Linked DNA regions of Homo sapiens: region 1 is linked to region 2. Evidence: read pairs that join two places in POLR2A ChIA-PET (ENCODE). Cell type or tissue: GM12878. All regions are shown on one strand.

Region 1 (5,000 bases), 160 kb before region 2:
GGCAATAGGCACATAGAAATGTAAATTAAAACCACAATGAAATACCATTTCACACCTATGAGAATGGCTAAAATTAAAAAGACTGACAATGCCAATTGCTGACTAGGATGTAGAGCAACTAAACTCATATTGCCAGAGGAAGTATAAGAATGTACAACCACTTTGGGAAAAGATCTGGCAGTTTCTTGAAACACAAAATATACATCTTGTGACATAAGAAACATATATTTGATCTTTGCTGCCCTGATGACCCCCATTACTGGCACAAAAGCGAAAATTCTTGGAATTGCCTGAGTGATAGTATTGAGAGGAGCATCTTTTGTTATTCAAAATAAGCCACTTTCAACCATACTAGAGTTTATGCTAATAAGGTGACTCTTGGAAGATGGGGGCTGGCTGCTAGAGGAACCATGATCCAAATTTTCACTGCCCCCACCACCATCTCCGGGAAAAGGAAAGGGACTGGAGACGGGAGAGGAGCTAGGAATTGAGTTAATCACCAATGCCCAATGATTAATCATTAATTAATCATTAATCATTCCTAGGTAATGTGACCTCCATTAAAAAAAAAAATCTTAAAGGGCAGGGTTCAGAGAACTTCTGGGATGGCAAACATATGCCTCTACCAGGAGGATGGTATACCCCAACTTCACAGAGACAGAAGCTCCTGCACCCAGGACCCTTCTAGACCTTGCCCTACATACCTCTTAGTCTGACTATTCAGTTGTATCCCTTATAATGTTCTTTTTAAAAACCAATAAATGTAAGTAAAGTATTTCCCTGAGTTCTGTGAGCCTTTACAGCAAATTACTGAACATGAGCAGGTGATCATGAGACCCCTCAAGTTATAACCAAAAGTACCCTGGCAACTTAGGACTTGTGACTGGCACCTTAAGTGGGGGCAGTCTTTTGGTTAATTTAAGGGATCTCACTAGCTCCAGGTAAATACAGTCAGAATTGAATTGAACTACAGGACACCCAGTTGGTGTCTGCAAATAACTGAAGAATTGCTTTGGTGTGGAAACAAAAAACATTTGGAGTCAGGAATGATGTTAGCGTATAGAAAAATAGTTTGTTCCTTTACATTTACTCTATCTCAGCAATCCACTACTAAGTATACCCAAGAGAAAAAAGATGTCCTCACAAAGATCTGAATACAAATGCTCACCCAAGTTTTATTCATAATAGCCAAACGCAGGAAACAGCCTAAACATCCATCAGTAGAATTGGTAAACAGTTATATACTCATATAATGCAATGCTACTAAGCAATAAAAAGGAATGAACTGATACAACAAGAATGAATCTAAGATAAGTCAAACATAATAGAGTGCATACAGTATGTGCATCTTGTATGATTCCATCTTATATGAAATTCCAGAACATATTTAACTAATCTATAGTTATAGAAGGCAGGTTATTTAGGGCTGGGGCAGAGAAATGACTGAAAAGGGGAACAGGGAAGTTTTTTGGGGTGACGGAAATGTTCCATATCTTGATAGCAGTAGTGGTTATGTGAGTATATATATTTCTCAAAACTCAAACAGTACACTTAAAATGAGTGGATTTTATTGAATGTAAACCATAATAAAGCTGATTAAATAAAAAACAGAAACCACAATACAGATACTACCACGCACCCATTAGAAGGGTTAAATTTTATTTTATTTATTTTTATTTTTATTTATTTATTTATTTTTTTGAGACAGAGTTTTGCTCTTGTTGCCCAGGCTAGCATGCAATGGCATAATCTCAGCTCACTGCAACCTCCGCCTCCTGGCTTCAAGCAATTCTCCTGCCTCACTCAGCCTTCCACCAAGTAGCTGGGATTACAGGAATGCACCACCACCCAGCTAATTTTGTATTTTTAGTAGATACGGGGTTACATCTTGTTGGTCAGGCTGGTCTCAAACTCCTGACCTCAGGCAATCCACTCCTAAAGTGCTGGGATTACAGGTGTGAGCCACCACGCCCAGCCAGAAGGGCTAAATTTTAAAGGACTAAAAATACCAAGTGATGGCTAGAATGCTCTACATTAGAGATGGAACCAACTGGAGTACAGACATTTAGAAGACAGTTTAGCAGTGTGGTGTTATGACACATACATACTGGTTTTCATCCAATGCAGCAAAACTCCCACAGCCCTTGTTACAGTGTTTTGTTATAATGTTAGGTAAGTTAGGCCTCAGGAAACGGAATCTCGGTGACCTTCTCCAGCCCTCCTTTGACCTGACCCGAGGCACGACTCTAATCTTTAAGATCCTCTGCAGAGAGGGTCCTGCCTTATACCCCAGGGGAAGGCATGCCGATGTCATGAAGCTTCCATAAAAACCTAAGATGTGAGCAGTGGCTCATTCCTGTAATCCCACCACTTTGGGAGGCCAAGGCAGGTGGATCAGTTGAGCCCAGGAGTTTGAGACCAGCCTGGGAAACATGGAACACCTGGTCTATACAAAAAAATGAAAAATTAACCGAGTGCACACCTGTGATCCAAGCTACTCAGGAGACTGAGGCAGGATTGCTTAAGCCCGAAAGGTCAAGGCTGTGGTGAGCTGTTTGTGCCGCTACACTCCAGCCTAGGCAACAGAGCAAGACCGTCTCAAAAACAAAACAAAACAAAAAAACCAAGAGGACAGGGTTCTAGACAGATGAACAGGTGGAGGTTCCTGGAGGGTGGCACACTCACAGAGGGCATGGAAGCTCTGCCCCATACCTCACCCTACACATCTCTTCATCTATATCCTTTGTAATAATATCCTTTATGATAAACTGGTAAATGTTACCTGTTTCCCTGAATTCTGTGAGCCTTTCCAGCAAATTAATTGAACCCACAGTATGGGTAGCGGGAACCCCAACTTGAAGCAAGTTGGTCAGAAGGACAAAAGCCCAGGCTTGCCACTGGTATGTGGGGTAGGGGGGCAATCTCGGGGACCAAGCCCTCAATCTGTGGGATCGGACACTATCTCTAGGTAGATTGTGTCGGAATTGAATTGGGGAACACACAGCTGGTGCCCGCTGCAGAACTGATTGCTCACTAGTGGTGGAGAGAAACCCACTCCCACACATTTGGTCACAGAAGCCTTCTTCTGTGTTCATGACTGCTGTTGTACTGGTTTGAGAGCAGAGGAAAAACATGGTTTGAGAGTTTTTCCCAAAACAAGCAGTATCTATTAAAGCTAAATATATGCCTACCCCCATTACCCAGTAATTCTGTTGGGTTCTCATACCCAAGAGAAACAAGTGCTCATGTCTACCTTAGAATTGCTGTCCACAGTAGCAGACAAAAATTAGAAGCAACTCACGTATTCATCAATAACAGCCAAGTACTCAGCAACCCAAGCATTTCATCAACCAAGTAAAACAAACAAACTGAATATTTACAATGGAATAATGCATAGAAAAAAAAAAACTACAGCCACACATAATAAAACGGATGAATTTTACAGACATAATAATAATGAGTGGGGGAACAAAACCACAAGAGTATATACTCTATAATCCTATTTACATAAATTTCAAAAACAGACATAACTAGCCTACAGTGAAAGAGGTCAGAAAAGGCCTTTAAGAAGAGAGTTCATTGACTGGATGAGCTACAGGCAAGAGGAAGCCTTGAAATGCTCTGGAAAAGGTCTATAATTTGATCTAGGTAGTGGTTACACGATGTGCTGTGCACACATGTAAAAATTCATTGAGCTGTACACTTAAAACATGTATTCTTTAATGTAAGTTATACACAATAAAACATACCTATACAAATGCTCTTTTAACCAATCTCTGTTTATCCTCCAAAGCCGGAAGCTTATTACACAGTAGCCAGGCATGGCTTGTCAGTCAATCTCACTTCTAGTCTACCCATTTACATGTACTTCATGTCTATCTCCCTCAGCATGTGTGGGCTGGAGGTAATACTAAATATCCAGAATAATGGCACCGGTAATGGAACTAGATAAAGTCATGCTCCAATCAGGGAGAATTTCTGACAAAATAGTTATAAACAGTCTAGATGATCATAATATGGTATAATTTTAAGTGTGGGGGAAAGGACCTTATGAATTCACTATCCTTTTAACTTCTAGTAGCGATTGTAGGAAAATTAAATACATGCAGCAAGCTCCTTAAAAATAAGTATATAGCTTTCCAATCTTGTTTAAAAATTTAGCTCCATAATTATAAGGAAAATTATAGAAAAAAAGAATCGCACTATAAATATTTACTTTATGCACAATTTTCAAAAATAAAGGCAGGTCGAAGTTACATTTTTTGCAGAAGCATGTTATTTGCATATTATAAAACTAAGCTTTACGGTGACGACATGCCTAAAACTATTACTACTGCCTTCCAAAATTAACCAACAGGTTATAAAAACAAGCAGTTAACTTTCAGACACTGATTTATGAAGGCAAAGCTTTTCAGAAACAGGACTCTCTTAATAGTCTGATTTACATTCATATCAATACAAACACACATATACGCACAGCTATCAACACAGTCATCCACTCTACATCTAAAATGTCTCATTTCCTCCTCTTCATACCATCTGTTACTATCTCATCTTTCCTTCCCTGGGACATTCCAACAGTAAATGAATCAGTCCCCCTGCTCCAATTTGCCCTGCTCTAAAGCATCCTCTAATCTGACAACTGGAGTGATCTTTGTAAACCACAGATCTTGCTCTAATGTTCACAGTCACCTCCCTTCTCAACCACATCCACCACCCTCATACCTCCTCCAATCTAGGCAGGGATCACACGCTCAAAAACTTACATGTGGCTCACACCTGTAACCCCAACAGCTCAGGAGGCCTGGGCAGGAAGATTGCTTGAGGCCAGGAGTTTGAGACCAGCCTGGGCAACAGTGAGACCCAGTATCTAAAAAAAATTATAAAAATAGACCAGATGCAGTGGCTCACACCTATAATCCTAACACTTCAGGAGGTTGAGAGATAAGGATCATTTGAAGCCAGTTCAAGACCAGCCTGTGCAACACAGCAAGACTTCG
Region 2 (5,000 bases):
GACACCTAATGCAATTTGAGAGCTTACTCTGTGCCGGGCCGTATGCTAAGTGCTTTCCATGGATTATCTCACACTCACTATTTGAGGTAGGTATCCTAAAAAATGCCTGGACCTCATAAGATTTATTGTGAGGATTAAGTAGGATAATGTATGTCAGAACAAAAGACATTGCCTGGTACATAGTAAGTCAATGCTTGATAAATGTTATCGAGTATTACCAGCACTAGGTATTATTGTATTCCCATTTTACATATGGGGAAACTGAGGCTCAGGAAGATTAAGGTCACAGATAAGTGGCAGAGATCTAAGCACCCCATCCCTCCTCATGCCTCAAGGAGGAAGCCACAAACAGGCTGGGTCACAGCCCCTGGGTGGGTGGGGGGAAAGGCCCCTCTGCTTCTTTGCTCCAGCCCTCTCTGGGCCCTACTGGTCAGCACACACATACCAAGTGAGCTTGCTCACCAGAGATAAGGAAGCCAGGATGTCCCAGATAAGGGTGAGCCTGGACCACCCACAGGGTTTAGACATTAACTTTTACAGCGTATAGGCAGTAGGACCAGCAGGAATTGGGTTGGCACTGTCACAGCCCCAGCTGTCCTCAAGAAAAAACCGAGTGCTAGGCGCAGTGGTTCACGAGTTCAGGAGTTTGAGACCAGCCTGGGCAACAAGGCCAAACCCTGTCTCTAGTAAAAATACAAAAGTCAGCCAGGTGTGGTGGCACATGTCTATAATCCCAGCTACTCGGGAGGCTGAGGCAGGAGAATAGCTTGAACCGGGAGGCAGAGGCTGCAGTGAGCCGAGATCGTGCCACTGCACTCCAGGCTAAGCAACACAGCAAGACACTGTCTCAAAAACAAAACAAAAAAAAAGAAAGAAAGAAAATTAAGGCACTTTGACTCCAGAGGTGAGGCATCAACACGCAGTGACCACACCGTGCTCTGGGCCTGGATCCCCTCACCTCCCTGGGCTTTCCTGAGGCCAAGAGCATGTCCTGGGTACACAAAGGTGCTCAATAAATAAATGTTAGCAAAACTCCTAGAACTCAAATTAAATAAGCCACAGCCAGGAGATGTGGACATGGTCCTGGGTCTGCCACCATCCTTCTGTGGGGCTGTCCTGACCTCTTTCCTGCTCTGAGCCTCCGCTGTTTTCCCATCTGGAAAATGAAGCTCTCAACAGCAATAAGGTCATTTGCAACATGGACTATGTAGGTTCAAAGTGAGCGAAGTCACTTTATCCTTGAAGAAGCAGTTTACATCTAAAAAAATTCCCTTCATACGATCCAATATCAAAGCCCGGGACCTAGTACATCATCATAAGTGTTTGTTGAATAAATGAATGAATAAACATGAATGAAAAAATTCAGTAGCCTTAAGATGCCCAGAAATCAGGGGCAGAACAGCCAAAAGATGGCTAACAGAGATGACAGCCAGATTGTGCAAACGAAGCAGGACAAAGGCAAGCCAGTCCCTCCCTCTACTGCCAACCAAGAGAGAAGAGATGATGGCTGCCATTACTGAGCCGCTAGTGCATACGTGGCATGGCGCTAAGTGTTTGATAAGCATTCCTTCACTTAATTTCATAAGCAATACAAATATTCCTGTTTTACAGATGGGGAAACTGAGGTTTGGTGGGGGAAGGGGCTTCCCCAAAGCCACTCAGCTAATAAGTGACAGAACCAGAGTATAGACCAAGGTCAGTCTGACTCCAAGACACACGGACAGCCTAGCTGTGTAGCCACGGGCAAGCTGCTTTCCCTCTCTAGGCTTGTTTCTTCCTGCGGAAGCAGAGGTAGGCATGACCATCAGCCCCCCAGGCCTCCCTGCACTGAGAGATGCTGTCAGTGGGGCGGTGCTGGGAACCTCCTTAGCCTCTCCAATACAGCACAGAAGACAAAAGTTATCCAACCAAGGCCTCTGCCTGAGAAGCAAGTCCCTGGAGGCAGACACCAAAAAACGCAACAGTCAACACAGAAATGTCCTTAGCATATCTGCAGCCAGCTGCTGTGGGTGGAGTCCCAGAATCTCCCCATCTCTGAGCTCCAGGCCAAACAATGCTGCCATTTACTAGGCAGCCTACACCCCCAGGCCTCCCAGGAACGCTGGGCCAGGCGTGTTCCTCCACCCCCAGCCTCACCCACCACATTCGAAGGAAGCCTGGGGAAGGAATTAGGACTGCCCTTGAGCAGGGTGAACTGAGTTCACCCATGGGCAAGGGCATCTGGAACAGAGGGAGTGACCTTGAGGTTCCTAAGCGTGTACGTGCCATGGGGCCGGGTGGAGGGAGTCCTGCCGAGGCAAAGGGGAGGGAACATCTAAGGGATGACTTAGATACCCCCCACCCCCTTTTACAGATGAGGAGACTCAGGTGGTTGCACACCTAACTACGCGTGCCCAAGTCCCAAGGCACCTCAGGATGGAACCAAGGCGACTCAATTTCAGGGGACCTAACTCCCTCAGGTACTATCTGGCCCACAGGTCGCAAGCACTGGCTCTGGGGTCAAAGTCCCCTGAGCTTGAGTCCATCCCATCTTCCAGAAATGCCAAGATCAGGGCTAAGATCAGACTCTGTGCAGATGCTAACCGGACTTCAGCCCTAGCGGAGAGACAAAGGCAGTTCTGTGTCTGCAGGGACATTTTTCATCCATTTGACCATCTGTCTCTCTGGCCACTGTTCTCTAAAGCCAGCTCTGCTAAGGACAGTGCTGGACACAAAGGGGAAGGAGCCAGGCCCATGCCCCTGCCCTGAGGAAAGTGACCCCCAAGGAGGAGGTCAGGAGATGGACTCACAAATCCCAGGACAAGGGTAAGAAGGGACAGGGAAAAGCACACCAGCTGTTGGAAGGCGGCACATTCAACTCAAATTGCTAAATGTTTTGTAACCTTTCAGTTGGTCCTTGAGGGACAGGTAGGAGTCAAACCAAGGCGGCGGGGGTGGGGCAGTGTGGGGCGGTGGCCACTGCAGGCAGAGCACGCGCTGGCCCGCTCAGAGCCTGCTCAGAAAGCCAGGGAAGAAGCACTTCCCTAAGGGCAACCCCCAGCCTTCCCGGATTCATTAGTCAAGGGACATATGTCTCCAAAGAACCAAAGCTCCCACGTGAACCAAGGTGAGCACTGGGTTTCCACTCTGGAGCCAGACACACCTGGGTCCCAATTATGGCCGGACACTAACAGAATGACCTTGGGACAAGTAACTTCGGAGATCCAAGCCTCAGTATGCTCATCTGTAAAGTGGGGGTGATGGTAGAGGCTGCCTCCCTGGTTGTGATCACATGGGATCACACAGGGAAAGCCTGTAGCTCAGAACCTGGTGTCCAGTGAGTACAGCACAGCCATTAGTAGCATGTCCATGCTGTGTCCGTGCTGTGTCCATGCTGGAAACCGAAATCACCATCCATAGAGACAGCCCTGCACCAGCGCCTGCCCCGTGCAAGGCTGGAGAAACAACAGGTGTCCTGGGCAAGCTCACACCTCCCACAGGACAGTAAAACACTGCGCACACACACACACTGTGTGGCGTCCATCTGTTGTCCACAGCACACGTCACCAACTCACGTCACCAACTCACATACTATACGCCTTACTTTTATTGTCTGTTGTCTGCCTCCCCCTCCTCCCTGCCCCCTGTAGAATGTAAATTTCCAGAGGGCAGGCCTTCGTGTCTGTGCCCCAGCACCTAAACTGCCGGGCCCACAGCCGGTGCTCCCCGGGGAAGCATGTGTTGGTGAGTGAATGAATGACTGAGTGAATCATTGCTACCCTGTCTAAACGAGGGAGGTGGGAGGCCAATCACATGAGATCATGCATGTGGAATGCCAGACACAGGTAGGTATTATCATGACGGGGACAGAGGCCACGATAGCTGCAACTGCTAAAGGTTCCACCAGAGACAACCCACTCCCAAGGCCAGGAAGAAGGAAGCAGCTCAAGAAACACAAGGAAAACGGAACACAGCCCCACAGCCCCCTCTACCTCCTTTGTCTCCACACTCCTTCCCACAGCACTGGAATCATCTGCTCCTATCTCATACAGGAAGGAGCATGAATCCAGAGTGGTCACCTGGCCGGGGCAGGACAAACCAGGGAGCATGTACCTATGTAGAGGGGCAGCCACACCCAGCCTGGCGCACAGAGCCTGCGAGGGAATAGGGCCCGTGGGGCCAAGTCAGATGTCTGGATTCTTATATGAAAGGTGTGGATGTATAAAGGGCCACACCAATTCAAATAGTACAAAAAGCTTGCTGTTGAGGAATAACTTTCAAACCTTGTTTTTCCTCTGTTCTCACACCACAATCATCAACACAGAAGACATCTGTGACCAAATGTGGGGGTTTTCCCCACACACAGGCAGTGGACACCAGCTGTGTGTATTCCGATTCAATTCCGACACTATCTACCGGGAGACAGCGTCAGATCTCACAGGCTGAGGGCTCAGGCCCCGAGACTGCGCCCTCCACCCCACATACCAGTTGCACGTCGAGGCCTCTGGACCTTCTGAGATACTGGCTTCCAGTTGGGGTTCCCACGAACCCTGCTTTGAATTTGGTTAATTTGCTGGAACTGGCTCACAGAACTCATGGAAACATTTACTTATGTTTACTGATTCATTATAGAAGATATTACAAAAGATACAGATGAAGGGATGTGTATGGTGAGGCTGGGGGAAGGGGCAAGGGGCTTCCATGCCCTCCCTGGGTACACCACCCTCCAGGAAGCTCCACCTGGTCAGCTGTCCAGAGGTTCCCTGAACCCTATCCTCTTGGGATTTTATGAAGACTTCGTTACACAGGCATGACTGACAACCGTGTACAGAGACGTGATTGGAAAAAAAAGTGCACGGTCTAAACCCAGCAAGACCTGCTGCTCAGACTTTTCTTTCTTTCTTTTTTTTTTTTTGAGACAGAGTCTTGCTCTGTCGTCCAGGCTGGAGGGCAGTGGCACAATCTCGGCTCTCTGCAACCTCTGCCTCCCGGGTTCACGCCATTCTCCTGCCTCAGCCTCC

What was found. Peaks named below come from ENCODE experiments on the same cell type or tissue, not always from the same donor. Only the 100,000 strongest peaks of a DNase experiment are listed, where the experiment ranks them.
Region 1: POLR2A ChIA-PET joins it to region 2 with 5 read pairs; 2 of 35 experiments call an interaction of 5 or more read pairs at or near these places.

Annotation. Positions count from the first base shown.
Region 1 is chr5:171,980,586-171,985,585 of GRCh38, forward strand. The region is part of intron 1 of FBXW11 (F-box and WD repeat domain containing 11); the gene reads right to left. Among named protein-coding and RNA genes, the nearest start is that of FBXW11, 24 kb to the right of the region's middle. RefSeq lists enhancers at 1-387, 2,598-3,370. In GM12878, no CTCF peak of the experiment used is centred here; no DNase peak of the experiment used is centred here; H3K27ac peaks cover 1,855 bases.
Region 2 is chr5:172,142,516-172,147,515 of GRCh38, forward strand. The region is part of intron 2 of STK10 (serine/threonine kinase 10); the gene reads right to left. Among named protein-coding and RNA genes, the nearest start is that of STK10, 43 kb to the right of the region's middle. RefSeq lists an enhancer at 1,691-2,191. In GM12878, no CTCF peak of the experiment used is centred here; no DNase peak of the experiment used is centred here; H3K27ac peaks cover 662 bases.